Linked DNA regions of Homo sapiens: region 1 is linked to region 2. Evidence: chromatin contacts called from ENCODE Hi-C or POLR2A ChIA-PET data. All regions are on one chromosome and are shown on one strand. Each heading gives the region's core, a stretch centred on a gene start or an enhancer-like site at or near the end of the contact. The rest is flanking DNA. Distances are from core to core; before and after follow the strand shown.

The links. A loop is a pair of places that touch in the nucleus more often than their neighbours do. ChIA-PET counts read pairs that join two places held with the same protein, here RNA polymerase II (POLR2A). Pooled maps may share reads with other maps.
Region 1: a map with no recorded cell type shows a loop between it and region 2 (5-fold over the local background). The contact joins two enhancer-like sites. A Hi-C loop is called at or near these places in 1 of 37 single-sample maps with no recorded cell type and 5 of 50 pooled maps. POLR2A ChIA-PET finds 5 or more read pairs at or near these places in 1 of 52 experiments (activated CD4-positive, alpha-beta T cell).

The regions. Positions count from the first base shown.
Region 1 is chr11:36,355,005-36,362,015 of GRCh38, forward strand. The region is part of intron 1 of PRR5L (proline rich 5 like); the gene reads left to right. Among named protein-coding and RNA genes, the nearest start is that of PRR5L, 62 kb to the left of the region's middle. Within about 2 kb of position 1,372, at least 3 of the 41 ENCODE cell types and tissues checked have a DNase peak (open chromatin) inside an H3K27ac peak, as active enhancers do.
Region 2 is chr11:34,238,387-34,245,575 of GRCh38, forward strand. All of the region lies in intron 1 of ABTB2 (ankyrin repeat and BTB domain containing 2), which reads right to left. Among named protein-coding and RNA genes, the nearest start is that of ABTB2, 120 kb to the right of the region's middle. RefSeq lists enhancers at 736-1,235, 1,960-2,459, 3,624-4,823, 5,016-5,687, 5,682-5,841. Within about 2 kb of position 5,430, at least 16 of the 41 ENCODE cell types and tissues checked have a DNase peak (open chromatin) inside an H3K27ac peak, as active enhancers do.

The sequences.
Region 1 (7,011 bases), core at 122-2,621, 2.1 Mb after region 2:
GTTGTAAGCCATAGGCATTCCGTGAGGCTAAGTTCATTCATTAGAATCTGTTCCTCATTAAAATGAATCTCAGGTGATTGGGTCATGGAGCCCATACCTCTCAGATATTTCTAGAGACCGTCAGCAGAGGGAGGTCTCATCTGCCTCAACAGGTTTACGAATTGATCCACTTTAAGGAAGGATGTCCAAGACAGCAATGTTTTACGGTGGCAAAGAGAAACATAAACTTCAGAGCCTAAACTAACATTTCTATTTGGTGGATATGTGAGTGAAGATTGCAAACTTAATCTCTTCTTGTTCTCCTTGGATTTACAAATATAGCATCAACAACAACTCACATTTACTGAGAATGCAATATGTGGCAGACAGTTCTAAGCATATTGCACTTTCACCAAGACTCTGTGAACTAGTTAGTGTTATGTGCCCATTTTATAGATTTAGAAGCGGAGGCACAACTTGCTTAAGGGACCCAGTTAGTGAATTGTACAAGCAAGATTTGAACCAGGTAGTCTGACCCCAGAGCCCATGCTCTGCTTTGCTTTGCTTTTTTTTTTTTTTTTTTTGAGACAGAGTCTTGCTCTGTCACCCAGTCTGGAGTACAGTGGTGCAATCTCAGCTCACTGCAACCTCTGCCTCCTGGGTTCAAGTGATTCTCCAGCCTCAGCCTCCCAAGTAGCTGGGATTATAGGTGCGTGTCACCATGCCCAGCTATTTTTTTTAATTTTTTTTTAATTTTTTAGTAGAAATAGGGTTTCACCATGTTGGCCAGTCTGGTCTCGAACTCCTGATCTCAGGTGATCTGCCTGCCTTGGCCTCCCAGAGTGCTGGGATTACAGGGGTGAGCCACCACACCCAGCCCCATGCTTTTAACTACTGAATTTACAAACAGCCTATTAACACCTGATCTTTGCTTTTTTTTTTCTTTTTGAGACAGGGTCTCACTTTGTTGCCCAAGATGAAGTGCAGTGGCACAAACAGCTCACTGCAGCCTTGACCTCCCAGGCTCAAATGATCCTCCAGCCTCAGCCCTTCAAGTAGCTGGGACTACAGGCACATGCCACCATGCTCAGCTAATTTTTGTATTTTTTGTAGAGTCTAGGTTTCACCATGTTGCCTGGGCTGGTCTCGACCTCCTGAGCTCAATTGATCTGCCTGCCTCGGCCTCCTAAAATGCTGGAATTACAGGCATGAGCCACCATGCCCAGCCAACACCTGATCTATTTTTAAGTATCAAAGCTTCTGTATTATTATGATGGCTGTCACTAGTAGGGAAGCATGATCATTGACATCAAGGATAATTGTGACCAAGTAAAAGCCATTTGATTTAGCAACAAGCAGATCATTGGCCTCTGAGTGGGTGGTTTCTGTAAAGTACTGGGGTGGCAGCCAGACTGTGAGGCCTCAAGGGAGTTGAGGGAAGTGAGAAAAGGGAAGCCTCCAGGGTTTACAGGCATACCTTGTTTTATTCTGCTTCGGTTTATTGCACTTCACAGATATTGTGCTTTTTACTGATTGAATGTTGTGGCAACCCTCTGGCCAAGTCAATTGGCCCCATTTTTCCAACAGCGTGTGCTCACTTTATGTCTCTGTGTCACATTTTGGTAATTCTCACAATATTGCCAACTTTTTCATTATTATTTTATCAGTTATGGTGATCTATCATCAGTGATCTTTGCTGTTACCATTGTAATTGTTTTGGGGCACCACACACTGTACCCGATAAGATGGCACACTTAATCCATAACTGTTATATGCATTCTGATTGCTCCATTAAGTGGTTGTTCCCCTGACTCTCCCTCTCCTGGGGCCTTGGTATTTCCTGAGACACAATATTATTGAAATTAGCCAATTAATAATGCCACAATGACCTCTAAGTGTTCAAGTGGAGGAAAGATCATGTCTCTCACTTTAAGTCAAAATCTAGAAGTGATTAAGTTTAGTGAGGAAGGCATGTTGAAAGCTGAGATGGGTCAAAAGCTAGACCTCTTGGGCCAAACAGCCAAGTTCTGAATGCAAAGGAAAAGTTCTTGAAATTAAAAGTGCTACTCCAGTGAACTCAATAATAATAAGAAGCAAAACAGCCTTATTATTGATATGGAGAAAATGTTAGTGGTTTGGATGGATGATCAAACCAGCCACAACATTCCCTTACGCCAAGGCATAATTCAGAGCAAAGCCCTAGCTCTCTTTAATCCTATGAAGCCTGAGCAAGGTGAGGAAGCTGCAGAAGAAAAGTTGGAAGCTACAGGAGGTTGGTTCATGAGGTTTAAGGAAAGAAACCTGTCTCCATTACATAAAAGTGCAAGGTGAAGCAGCATGGGCTGATGGATAAGCTGCAGTAAGTTATATGGAAGATCTAGCTAAGATCATTGATGAAGGTGGCTAAACAGATTTTCAATGTAGGCAAACAGCTTTCATTGGAAGAAGGTGCTATCTAGGACTTTCATTTTAGTAAGAAGTCAGTGGTTGTTTCCAAATCTTCAAAGGACAGGCTGACTCTCTTCTTAGGAGCCAATGCAGCTAGTGACTTTAAGTTGAAGTCAGTCCTCATTTACCTTTTTCAAAATCCTAGGGCCCTTAAGAATTATGCTAAATATACTCTGCCTGTGCTCTGTTAGGGAAACAAGAAGTCCAGATGACAGCACATCTGCTTACAGCATGTTTTACAGAACATTTTAAGCCCACTGTTGAGACTACTATTCAGAAAAAAAAAAGATGCCTTTAAAAACATTACTGCTCATTGACAATGCACCTAGTCACCCAGAAGTTGTGATAAAGATGTACAAGGAGATTAATGTTTTCTGCCTGCTAACACAACATCCGTTCTGCAGCCCAGGGATCAAGGAGTAATTTTGATTTTCAAGTCTTATTATTTAAGAAATACGTTTTGTAAGGCTAAAGCTGTCATAGATAGTGTCTCCTCTGATGGATCTGAACAAAGTCAGTTGAAAATCTTCTAGAAAGGATTAACCATTTCAAGTGCCATTAAGAACATTTGTGATTCATGGGAGGAAGTTGAAACCTCAGCATTAACAGGTGTTTAGAAGAAGTTGATTTCAACCCTAATGAGTGACAGTGGTTTCTTGAGATAGAACCTCCTCCTGATGAAGATGCTGTGAACATTGTCAAAATAACAACAAAGATTTAGAATATTACATAAATTTAGTTGATAAAGCAGCGGCAGGGTTTAAGAGGACTGACCCCAATTTTGAAAGAAATTCCACTGAGGGTAAAATGCTATCAGCTATCTCTTGTGAAAGGAAGAGTTTTTTGTGAATGGAAGAATCAATCAATGAGGCTAACTTCGTTGTTGTCTTATTTTAAGAAATTGCCACAGCCACCCTAACCTTCAGCACCCACCACCCTGACCAGTCAGTCAGAAGCCATCAACATTGAGGCAACACCCTCCACCAGCAAAAAAGATTACTACTCACTGAAGCCTCAGATGATCAACATTTTTTAGCCGTATTTTTAAATTAAAGTATGTACATTTTTTAGGCACAATGCTATTGCACACACTTTTAATAGACTACGGTATAGTATAAGCATAACTTTTATATGCACCAGGGAACTCAAACATTTGTGTGACTCACTTTATTGTGATATTATTATTCACTTTATTGCTATGGTCTGGAACCAAACCTGCAATATCTCCAAGGTACGCCTGTATATAACTTCCAAGAATTTGGCAGTAACTGTCAGGAAAGAAATAGAATTACAACTACAAGGAGTAGCCAGCCATGTAGAGGTTTGTTTTTTCTTCTTCCCAAGGTGATAAATACACAATGGAAGTAAGAAAAAGGGCTGGCAAAGGGGAAGAGGATGAAGATACTGAAGAGGAAGGAAAGATACTTCATACATCTGGGAGGCGATAGTGCTCAGGGCACTGGTTAAGGGCTTTGGCACCTGGCTAGATTTGGAGATGTTTTGCATTTTACTTATTGACAATCCCTGATACATCAGTGCTTGGATTTTTAGTAATCAGTGGTTGGATTTTCAGTAACGTGGACCCACACTGACTTGCAGGCTCATATTCTTGTGGTTGGATGGTCCTTTATCTAATGCTAGGAGAACTGCATTTGAGTCCCAGTGCTGCCATTAAATAGCTGTGTGTGATTTTGGACAAATAAGTCACTTCATGTCGCTGAGCCTCAGTTTCCTCATCTGTAAGTGGCAGATTTGAACTAAAGATCCAGGGGTCCTTTGTACGTGAAGCGGTATTAACTTCTAATGAGAATAGAAGGATGTTCTGCCATTTTAGGTGAAAGATTAATCCTCTTATTGAAAGATTTTGTCTTAGCGTGGGAGAGAGGCCACAGTCACTTCCTTCGGTGTTGGAGAGAGAGGTGATTTGACCAGAATTGTAATAGAGTCCACATTATATTTATACAAGTGTATACTATTCTTTGAAATGGATTAATTTGTTACTGGAGTCTAGGGCATTAATTTTAATTTTAATTTTTTTACATATTAATTATCATTTTATTCTGGTGTTTTGTTCTTTAGGAAGACACAAATGTTTGTGATCAAATGCTGACAATCAATAATGATGCAAAGATGTCAGCAATTAGTGTAACACTTTCATTAAAACGTAGAAAATAACAGATAAGATACAGACATGATGATTCCAGAGCAGATGCCATGAAGACACTAACAGTATGTCCCAAAGGAGCGGATCAACAGAGACAGAGACGGGATAAATCCAGACTGGTCTATAACAGAAACTATAGGGCATTGTTTTAAATACTTCAGAAGCCTGGCCGAGTGCAGTGGCTCACCCGTGTAATCCCAGCACTTTGGGAGACCGAGGTGGGTGGATCACCTGAGGTCAGGAGTTTGAAGGCCAACAGGGCAAAACCCCATCTCTACTAAAAATACAAAAATCAGCTGGACATGGTGATGCGCGCCTGTAGTCCCAGCTACTAGGAAGTCTGAGACATAAGAATTGCTTGAGCCTGGGAGGCAGAGGTTGCAGTGAGCCGAGATCATGCCACTGCACTCCAGCCTGGGCGACAGAGTGAGACTCTGTCACACACACACACACACACACACACACACATACACACACACCCACACACACACACACACACAGACACACAAAACAGAAAACTTATGTTCTTTATTAGCTAAATTCATGCCTGAATCTCAGGAGAATCATGAAATATTGCTACCTTGTGTCTAGTAGAATGACAATGACATACTGTTCTTCTCTGGACAAGTCTACCTATTATTAGTGGGATGGTTACCTCCCTAAGTGTTGAGTTCTCAGGAAGGAGGATCAAATGGGATATCTATGTGCTAACCATCAGTTGCTAACAGTATTTAATAAGCATAATTTTCTCTAACCACCAGAGTTATAAAATATAACTCAGCAAATGCTTAGAGTGCCTACTATGTATAAGGTACCAAACAGGAAAATGGGGACGAGAGATGTCAGTTTTGCTGATCAAAGCCTGTCACCCAATAAAAACCCAAAACAGGAAACCATGACAAATATCTGACTATCTGGTGTGCAGCCATTTGGAACACAAAGGGGTATGTGCACATGTAACATCGCACATGTAACACACACACCCACATGCATGCAAGCCATCAGCTCAAGGCGTATGTGTGTGCATGCATAAATGCATGTGTGTGTGTATGTTTAGGGTCAGTGTGGAATAATAGGCTGAATAAGAGGGTAAGGTTTTATGATATACACCCAGGGGGAAAATCTGTGTAAGTCATGCTTTTATCTTGTTAGGTATATGTTATTACTCAAGAACACTTACACCTGGTGATCCAGCAGCTCAAACACACATACATGCACACACTCCTAACTTGATATCACCCTGGTGTACACTAATTGTCTTAAGCCACTCATTTGATTCAAGAAGCAAGTATAACTCTACAGCAGCAGTTCTCGACATGTGGTCAGAGACCCCTGAAGTTGCCTGCAGGAACTGTGAAGTCACGCAGGGCCCCATGCTCAGAGCTCAGTTCAATGTTCTGCTGTGGCTGTCTTGAAATGCTTTATAACTTTTGGACAAGAAACAGCACTTTCACTTTGCACTGGTCCCCACCTATGTAACTCATCTTAGTTGCTTGAGATCCTTTTAGGAGGTCCATGAGCTCAAAACTATTTTAACAAGACTAACAACATTAATATATTATTTGCCTTTTCTACTCTGATTTTCACACAAGTATACAGTGGAGTTTTCCGGAGGTGACATGGCATTGGTATTGCAACAGACTAAGTGCACAGCAGATACGAGAATCCAGATCTCTTAGGCCAGATATTCAAGAGATTTGCAGAAATAAAAAACAAAGCCACTTTTCTTGCTATATATACCTTTTGCTTTTGGAAAATATAGCTATTTTTCATAAAAATACATTACTTATGTTAATTTGTAATGGCTTTTAAAATTATTTTTAAATCGATTAATAAATAACCAAGGATTTTCTCAGTTTTAGTTTCTAATATGTTAAGTATCAACAGATATAACTTATAAAAACAAAAGACTTTAAGGCTCATAATAATTTCTAAGACTTTAAAGGGTTACTGAGTTCAAAAAGTTTGAGTCACTGATCTCTAGGTATTTACTGTTTCTACCAGAGGAAAGAAATCATTGTGGGAATGTGATCAAACGATAGTGTGTTTGCTTATACTTGTTCATTTATGTGGGCAAATCAATGTCTACTGAAAAAAATGAGGTAAAGAGACAACCTTTTTCATTACCCTTGGACTTCTGCAGAATTTTCCTAAGTGTGACCTAACACAAGTCACTTGTTTTTACTTGTTTTTCTCCTTTGTTTTAGAGCAGCAGGTTCTAGGTTATATCTAACTCTTGTGGTTTTCTAAAATGGAATGGCTGTTAAAGAGAGATCGCGAGCCTCTCTTCCCTCGAGGGGCTTGGGAGAGGTGATACAGACGATTCCAGCATGAGGCACAGTTGGATAAAGTGACCTCTGAGGGTCCTTTCAGTTTGGAGGATGCTAGTAGAGAGAGTCTTTTCCCTTACCAAGTTCAAA
Region 2 (7,189 bases), core at 4,180-6,679:
TATTGCCTGTCTTCCCAAATACTATGTAATCTCCATGAGGGCAGGGCTTTTGTCTGTTTTATTCATTGCTATATTCTTAGTATCTAGCACAGTACCTGGGATACAGTAGGTACTCAATAAATATTTGTTGAATGGAGATGTGCCATGACTTATTCATGTGCATTTGAACAAATACCAATCCGGTACCTACCACGTGCCAAGTACTCAACATATATGAGCCATTAAGTCTTGCAACAGCCACTTTATAAATGATGAAACTAAGACATGGAAGCAGAGTGACTGGCCTGAGCTCACAGCCTGAGCTGGGATTCAAGCCTCGCTCTTTCCCAAGACTATTCTTTCCTTGTGTTTGATCCCATTAATCATCATTCTTTTTTTTTCTTTTGAGTCGGAGTCTCACTCTGTCGCCGAGGCTGGAGTGCAATGATGCAATCTCGGCTCACTGCAACCTTGGCCTCCCGGGTTCATGCCATTCTCCTGCTTCCGCCTCCTGAGTAGCTGGGACTACAGGCGCGTGCCACCACACCTGGCTGAATTTTTGTATTTTTAGTAGAGACGGGGTTTCACCATGTTAGCCAGGATGGTCTTGATCTCCTAACCTAATAATCTGCCTGCTTCGGCCTCCCAGAGTGCTGGGATTACAGGCATGAGCCACCACGCCCAGCCCACATTCTTTTTGTAATCTCTGACATCTGTTTTCCCTGCTGGATTAGAAGCTCCATGAAAGCCAGGACTGTCTGGGACCCAGGAGGTACCCAGTAAGTATCTGTGGGACGACAACACCTGATAAGGACCAGGGGTGGGAGGTGAAGTGGGCTCTGAGTGGATGATTCACTGTCTTGGCCTTTACGTAGCGCCTGGGTTTGTGCGCCCACCTCTGAGCTTGTCAGGGATGGATAATGCAGTCTACCCTGAGGCTGAGCCAACCAAGGCTTCATTGATGCTGCTGTCTTTTTTTAAATTTATTTTTTTTTGGAGACAGGGTGCCCCATGCTGGAGTGCAGTGGTATTATGATCACGGTTTACCTCAAACTCCTGGGCTCAAGCAATCCTCCTACCTCAGCCTCCTGAGTAGCTGAGACTGCAGACATGCGCCCCCAAGCCCCAGCTATTTTTGTATTTTTAGTAGAGGTGAGGTCTCACTATGTTGCCCAGACTGGTCTCGAACTCCTGAGCTCAAGTGATCTTCCCATCTCAGCCTCCCAAAGTTCTGGGATTACAGGTCTGAGCCACCACCCGGCCTGTCTCTGCCTTTTTTCTACCCCCACCCGGGGCTTTCTGCAAGCAAGACACAGCTATGCAAACAGACTGCAAGACAGGCCTTTCTGTGTAGCCCTGACTTGTACCACAGTACGAGGTAAGCCCTTTGACAAGAATCTACAGGGAACACTGACATTTGGGGGGCCAACTGCAGCTGTCACTCTGCCCCTCCCCCACCTCTTGACAAGGATCCACTGGAGACCCACTCCTGGCAGGAAGACATTCTAGTTCATTCAAATGGACTGTCTTCCCAAAAAAGCAAGGCATCTGTTTCCACAGAGGCATTTCCCCCCTAAATACTGGATAAAGAGCCAAGAGGCTGGGGACTGAATTATCACTTAATAGTCAGGTGGAGTTTCTTATTTCAGTTCCATAATCAATTTCCTCACCACAAAAGATAGTTAATGGACACAGAAGATTTGACAATTCATATGAAAATCATCATAACCACAACTGCTACTCATTATAGCCCATTTTTTTCCCCTGGGTTTCTGAGAACAGATGAGAAGAAAAAGGTTGTGTGTGCATTCCCCCCACTGCCCTCTTTAAAGTGTAAAGCCAAGAGAGCTCGCAAAGAATGCCCTCCTTCCCACAGTCACCGAAACTTTTCCATTTGATGAACCGTCTCCATCGGCTGGTGGTGACTGTGAAGCCAAGCGGCCAGCAGGAGCAGCTCAAAGCTGGAGGCTGCAATTCCAGGGAGTCTCGAGCGATCCACCTGGCCACTGCACAAGCTATGGCTTCACTCACTGAGTGGGGCCCCCAAGAAACGGCTTTGCTTCCTTCAGTGCTGCCCTGCTGCCTGACAAGGATCCCACCTGTCAGCACTGGGAAAGCCAGAAGCAGAGAAGATCTCCTAATAATTGACATCTGGGTTGCTCACCTCCAGTGCCCAGTTCTATCAAGAGGCCCCTGCTCCTGAGCACTTGGGCCGAAATCTTCATTCTCCTCCCCGCCTTTTTTTGAGATGGGGTCTCACTCTGTCACCCAGGCTGAAGTGCAGTGGTGTGATCTCGGCTCACTGCAACCTCCACCTCCCAGGTTCAAGTGATTCTCCTGCTTCAGCCTCCTGAATAGATGAGATTACAGGCATCCGCCACCACACCCAGCTAATTTTTTAAGTTTTTAGTGGAGAGGGGGGTTTCACCATGTTGGCCAGGCTGGTCTCGAACTCCTGACCTCAGATGATCCGCCCGCCTTGGCCTCCCAAAGTGCTGGGATTACAGGTGTGAGCCACCGTACCTGGCCTTCCCCCCTTTTTAGGTTATTTTTCTTCTTTTTAATTTTTTTTCTCTTTTGCCAAATTACTTCTCACACCTGAGAGAAGGGCTGAACTCTTCAGAGGCTGAGTTCACAGGGTTTTTAGGGCAAGGGGGAAAGGAAATGGGAGACTTTTTAGTCAAGCTGTCCTTTTTCTGTTTCGAGTTGCATTAGGGCATGGTGGCTAAAAGGAGGATTTGAGAGCCTGATGGTTTGAGTTCCAGTCTCAGCTCTAGCAGTTCCTGTGTGGCTTTGGGCAAATAATTTATTTTGACTCAGTTTCCTCATCTGTACAGCGGGAATAACAGATTACAGTAATCTCCATGGAAAGTTGTGTGGACTGAGTGAGTTAATATCACTGCTCCCAAGGCCTAAACGAGGGGAAAAGGAGAATGTCATTAAACATCCCCATGTGCGTTGAGAGAGCCAGGAAAGGGGGTGGGGAGAGGAGGTGACATTTAACCAGGGACAGTCCAAGGGTGCCCACCTCATCCTCTGGATTTCCAGCCAGAGGACATCTCTGTTGCCTGAGTACCACAAATGGGGTGAGGAAACAGGAGTGGAAGGAATTGAAAAGATGTAATGATCCACAGGGTATCTCTCCCAAGAGTCCAGGTTTGAGATGATGACCCAGCAGGACTGTTTTGCATTTCCCACATCCAGAGCTCCAATGCTGATAATTTATTGTTATTATTAAAAGACTAGCTGGCCATGATGGCTCAAGCCTGTAATCACAGCGCTTTGGGAAGCCAAGGCAGGAGGATCGCTTGAGCCCAGGAAATCAAGACCAGCCTGGGCAAGATGGCGAGACCCCCATCTCAATTTTCTTCAGAAGTTAACAAGATAATCCCCATCTTGTATTCACCTTTAGATAGAATGTAAAATTGGTTACCTTTTCATTCTAACATGTAAATGTTTCCCCCCTTCATCATCACTGAACCATATCAAGAATTTAGAATCTAAGGCTGAGTTTAAGTCAGAAACAGGCCACAGTCCCCAAGAGCTGCTGGGAACAGCTGGACTCTTCTGAAGGGTCTGTGAAAGTTCCACACATTGATTGAGCCTCCTGGCCCCTTGTTTGCTTCAACAAATGAAAGAAGCAAAATGCAGAAGCTGCGAGGAGATGGCTCGGGCCCTGCGTTGGAAATCTCTCTCCATGGCCACTGCCCACCTCAACTGTGCTATGGAGTTCCCCTCACTTCTGGGGCCCACAACAACTGCACAGAAGAGTGGGCTTTTGCCTTTTATAAATAAAGTCAAGATTCGGTCATGCTTGTGATGAGGCCTTCTGCCGCAGATCTGTGAAGTGCCTCTGGGTCACCCCTGAGTCAGACCTAGCCACACCCTCCTGATCTAAGGCCTTATCACTGAACCAAGAAGGCAGGAGGGTGGGAGCAAGGGGCCAGGAGGACAGCCAGTTCCCACCACGAGGACACCCAGACTACTCTAGGACTCCGGAAATCGTGGGGTCTGAGCTTTACATGAGATAGTGGCTGAAGGGAGCTTGGCACACAGTATCTGACACGCAGCCACAGGAGGGGCAGGGAGGTTGGTGATCCAGCACTTACCTCATCCTTGTCACGCGCCCCTGTATGTACCACCCCACTGAGCTGAGTGGCTGCTGGACCATGGCATTTTTGCCCGGCGATGGAGGGGGGTGGCTGAAGGAGTAGGAATGCTGTCAGAAAGTTCTAGAATAGTTGTAACTGCATTAACTCTGAGGGAAGAAGAGGCATTGGTATCCTAGGGGAGAAGAGGATTGTGGGGAAAAGAATGACCAGGTGGGGTCTTCCTGGTGTAAGGGTGTATGACAGATCTAACTAATCACCACAGGATGATGTCTCCTGGGCACTTATGTGGCATCAAGCTAAGTGGCTCATGCGGGCATTGCCTCAGCTAATCCTCAAAGTCTACAGGACAGGCACAGTCCTTGTCTTCATTTTCCAGAACAGGGAGCTGAACCTTAGAGAAGTCCAACAACTTAACCCAGTCACAGCTAGGCGGGAGGTAACCTAATGAGGACTTCACCTCAGGCCGGGCCTGAGGTAAACCAAAGCTGGGAGGAAGCTGGGTGTCTCTTGTGACAGGACCTCTCCCCTCCACAGCCCTGCCCACCTCACTGACAGTCCGAATCTGGGAGCCTGATAAGGAGGCTGAGGACTCCAGGAGGAAATGCCTGCCAGTGGAACTTTCTACCTTCCAAAGATCATCACACCCAAGATAACCATGGCTTCTTAAGAACACTGTAGGTGGGGAGAGGGTTCTTTATCTCTACACTGACCAGCAAAGAGACGTGTGAGAACAAGCAACCCATTTCAAATCTTGCTTCTGCACAAGGACTAGAGACTAGCCTGTTGACCTCTGGCAAATATATATATATATTTTAGATGGAGTCTCGCTCTGTCGCCCAGCCTGGAGTGCAGTGGCATGATCTTAGCTCACTTGAACTCCGCCTCCTGGGTTCAAGTGATTCTCCTGCCTCAGCCTCTTGAGTAGCTGGGATTACAGGCGTGAGCCACCACGCCCAGCCTCTGGCAAATCTCTTAACCCTACTAAACCCCACATTCCTCATCCATAACCCTGCCCCTCCTCCAACAACAGAAATCACTGACACTGCAAGCACCCTTGCTCCTGACATCCCACTTGATATCACCTTTGATCCGCAAGGATAATCCTAGAAAATATGTCCTAGTCTTACGCGATTTTACAGATTTATTATCTATCTGTGAAAATGGGAACAACAATATTGATTCTCTTAACTTTCTTGAAGAGTCAATGAGATCATTTACGGAATGTGCTTGGCACAGACTCAGTGAAAGATAAAAGCTTGAAGCCTATGGTTAGACCTAAGGTCAGCCACCCACCCAGACCCAGGACCAAGCCCTGAATGTCTAGAGCACGGTTCTTCGCAGACACACCCCAGCCCTGGGTATCAGCGTGGTGACTCAGCAGAGGGCATTCCACAGGCTTATAAAAAAGTTGTCTGGGAAAGCCCCACCTGACTGTGGCCAAGATCCCTCAGTACTCTAGAAGAGCAGGGGACCTGTCTGGAGAAAGGATAGGAATTTGAAGCTTTGTCTCTGAAGTCCAGAACTGCAAAACAGCCCCCCGCTGAAATTCACAAACCACTGTTTCCTTCAGTGCCTGTCCCAAGCTAGGCCCTGTGCTAGCCCTGGAGATAGAAAAGAGACTTGGTTCCCTTAGCAGCCAGCCTGGACTCAGCAGGCCAAACCTTCCCCAGGAGGGGGATGCTGACCTCTGGAGATGTTGCTGCTGACCAAGGGAGGTAATTGTTTCTTTAAAAAAAAAAAAATCACTTTCAGTTGTTAAATGAATAAACCACTCTAAAACACTTAGGAGATAAGAAGGCAATCTATCAGGACTCCCCTGACCTTTGAAAACTCAAAGTGAAAATGGAAGCAGGCCCAGGCTGACCGATAGTGGGAAAAGCAGATCAGCAGCAGTTTCACCACAATACAAAGAGACTGAAAACCCTGCACATTTTTAGCATGTGACTAGAATAATCCACATCAGGGCCCCTAGCACAAAATGCAGGACAATAAAATACGCAGAAAAACAGGGATATCTCATTGTAACTGAACGAGCACTTACTTGCTGCCTGCATTAAGCCTTTTATGAAGATCATTTCATTTAATTTCATTTACTCTTCCCCATGGTGAATAAGAGCTGGGCTTAGAGTTGTTGGCCTGGATTGTTCTAAATATTCACTCTCCCAACCCCCAATGTACTCGCTGTTTGACTTTGGGCACTTTGCTTAACTGCTTTAGGCCTCAATGTCCTCATCTATCAAACTGCGATTCTAGGGTCCCTTATAAGATTGTTGTAATCCCAGCACTTTGGGAGACCGAGGAGGGTGGATCACTTGAGCCCAGGAGTTCGAGACCAGCTTGGGTTACATGGCAAAACCACGTCTCTACCAAAAATACAAAAATTAGCCAGGCTTGGTAGTGTGTGCCTGTGGTTCCAGCTACTCTGGAGGCTGAAGTGGATGGATCGCCTGAGCCCGGGAAGTCAAGGCTGGATTAAGCAGAGATCACGCCAGTGCACTCCAGTCTGGATGACAGAGTGAGAACCTGTCTCAAAAAATTTTCAAAAAAAGAAAAAGATTGTTTTAAACACTAAATGAATAAATCTCCATAAAGCACTTGCCTTAGGATCTGGAACACAAGTCCTCCATAAATGCTGGCTACTATTATTATAATGGCTGATAACAGCCTCTGACTGACACATGCCTCATCTCTGTCTCACATACATTAAAACCAAAACTTCCAAGGTCAGAAGGGCTCAGGTTCAGCACCGTTTCCTCTCCAGGCTGCTGTGATATGCCTACCCCACCACACTGCCACCCTGGCGAGAGCTGAGGACCAGCACAGCCTCCTCCCCACTGAACTTTCCTTGCAGGCAGAGGGCTTTGGATTCTTTGGTTTTCCTCATGGAGGAAATCACCCCCTACAGCAAACCACCCAGGACCAGGTATCCACTTCCGGCATCTTTCTATGGAAGCCGACTGCAGACCAGTCTCAGGCAGTGCTTGGCTGTGCAAGTCCTGAGGCCTAATTCTCAATTATCTGAGGTGTGGAGACACCTGCGGCACTCACCAGACTAACTGGGTCTGGCATAGCAATTGATCTCTAGTTGTGTTGATTTT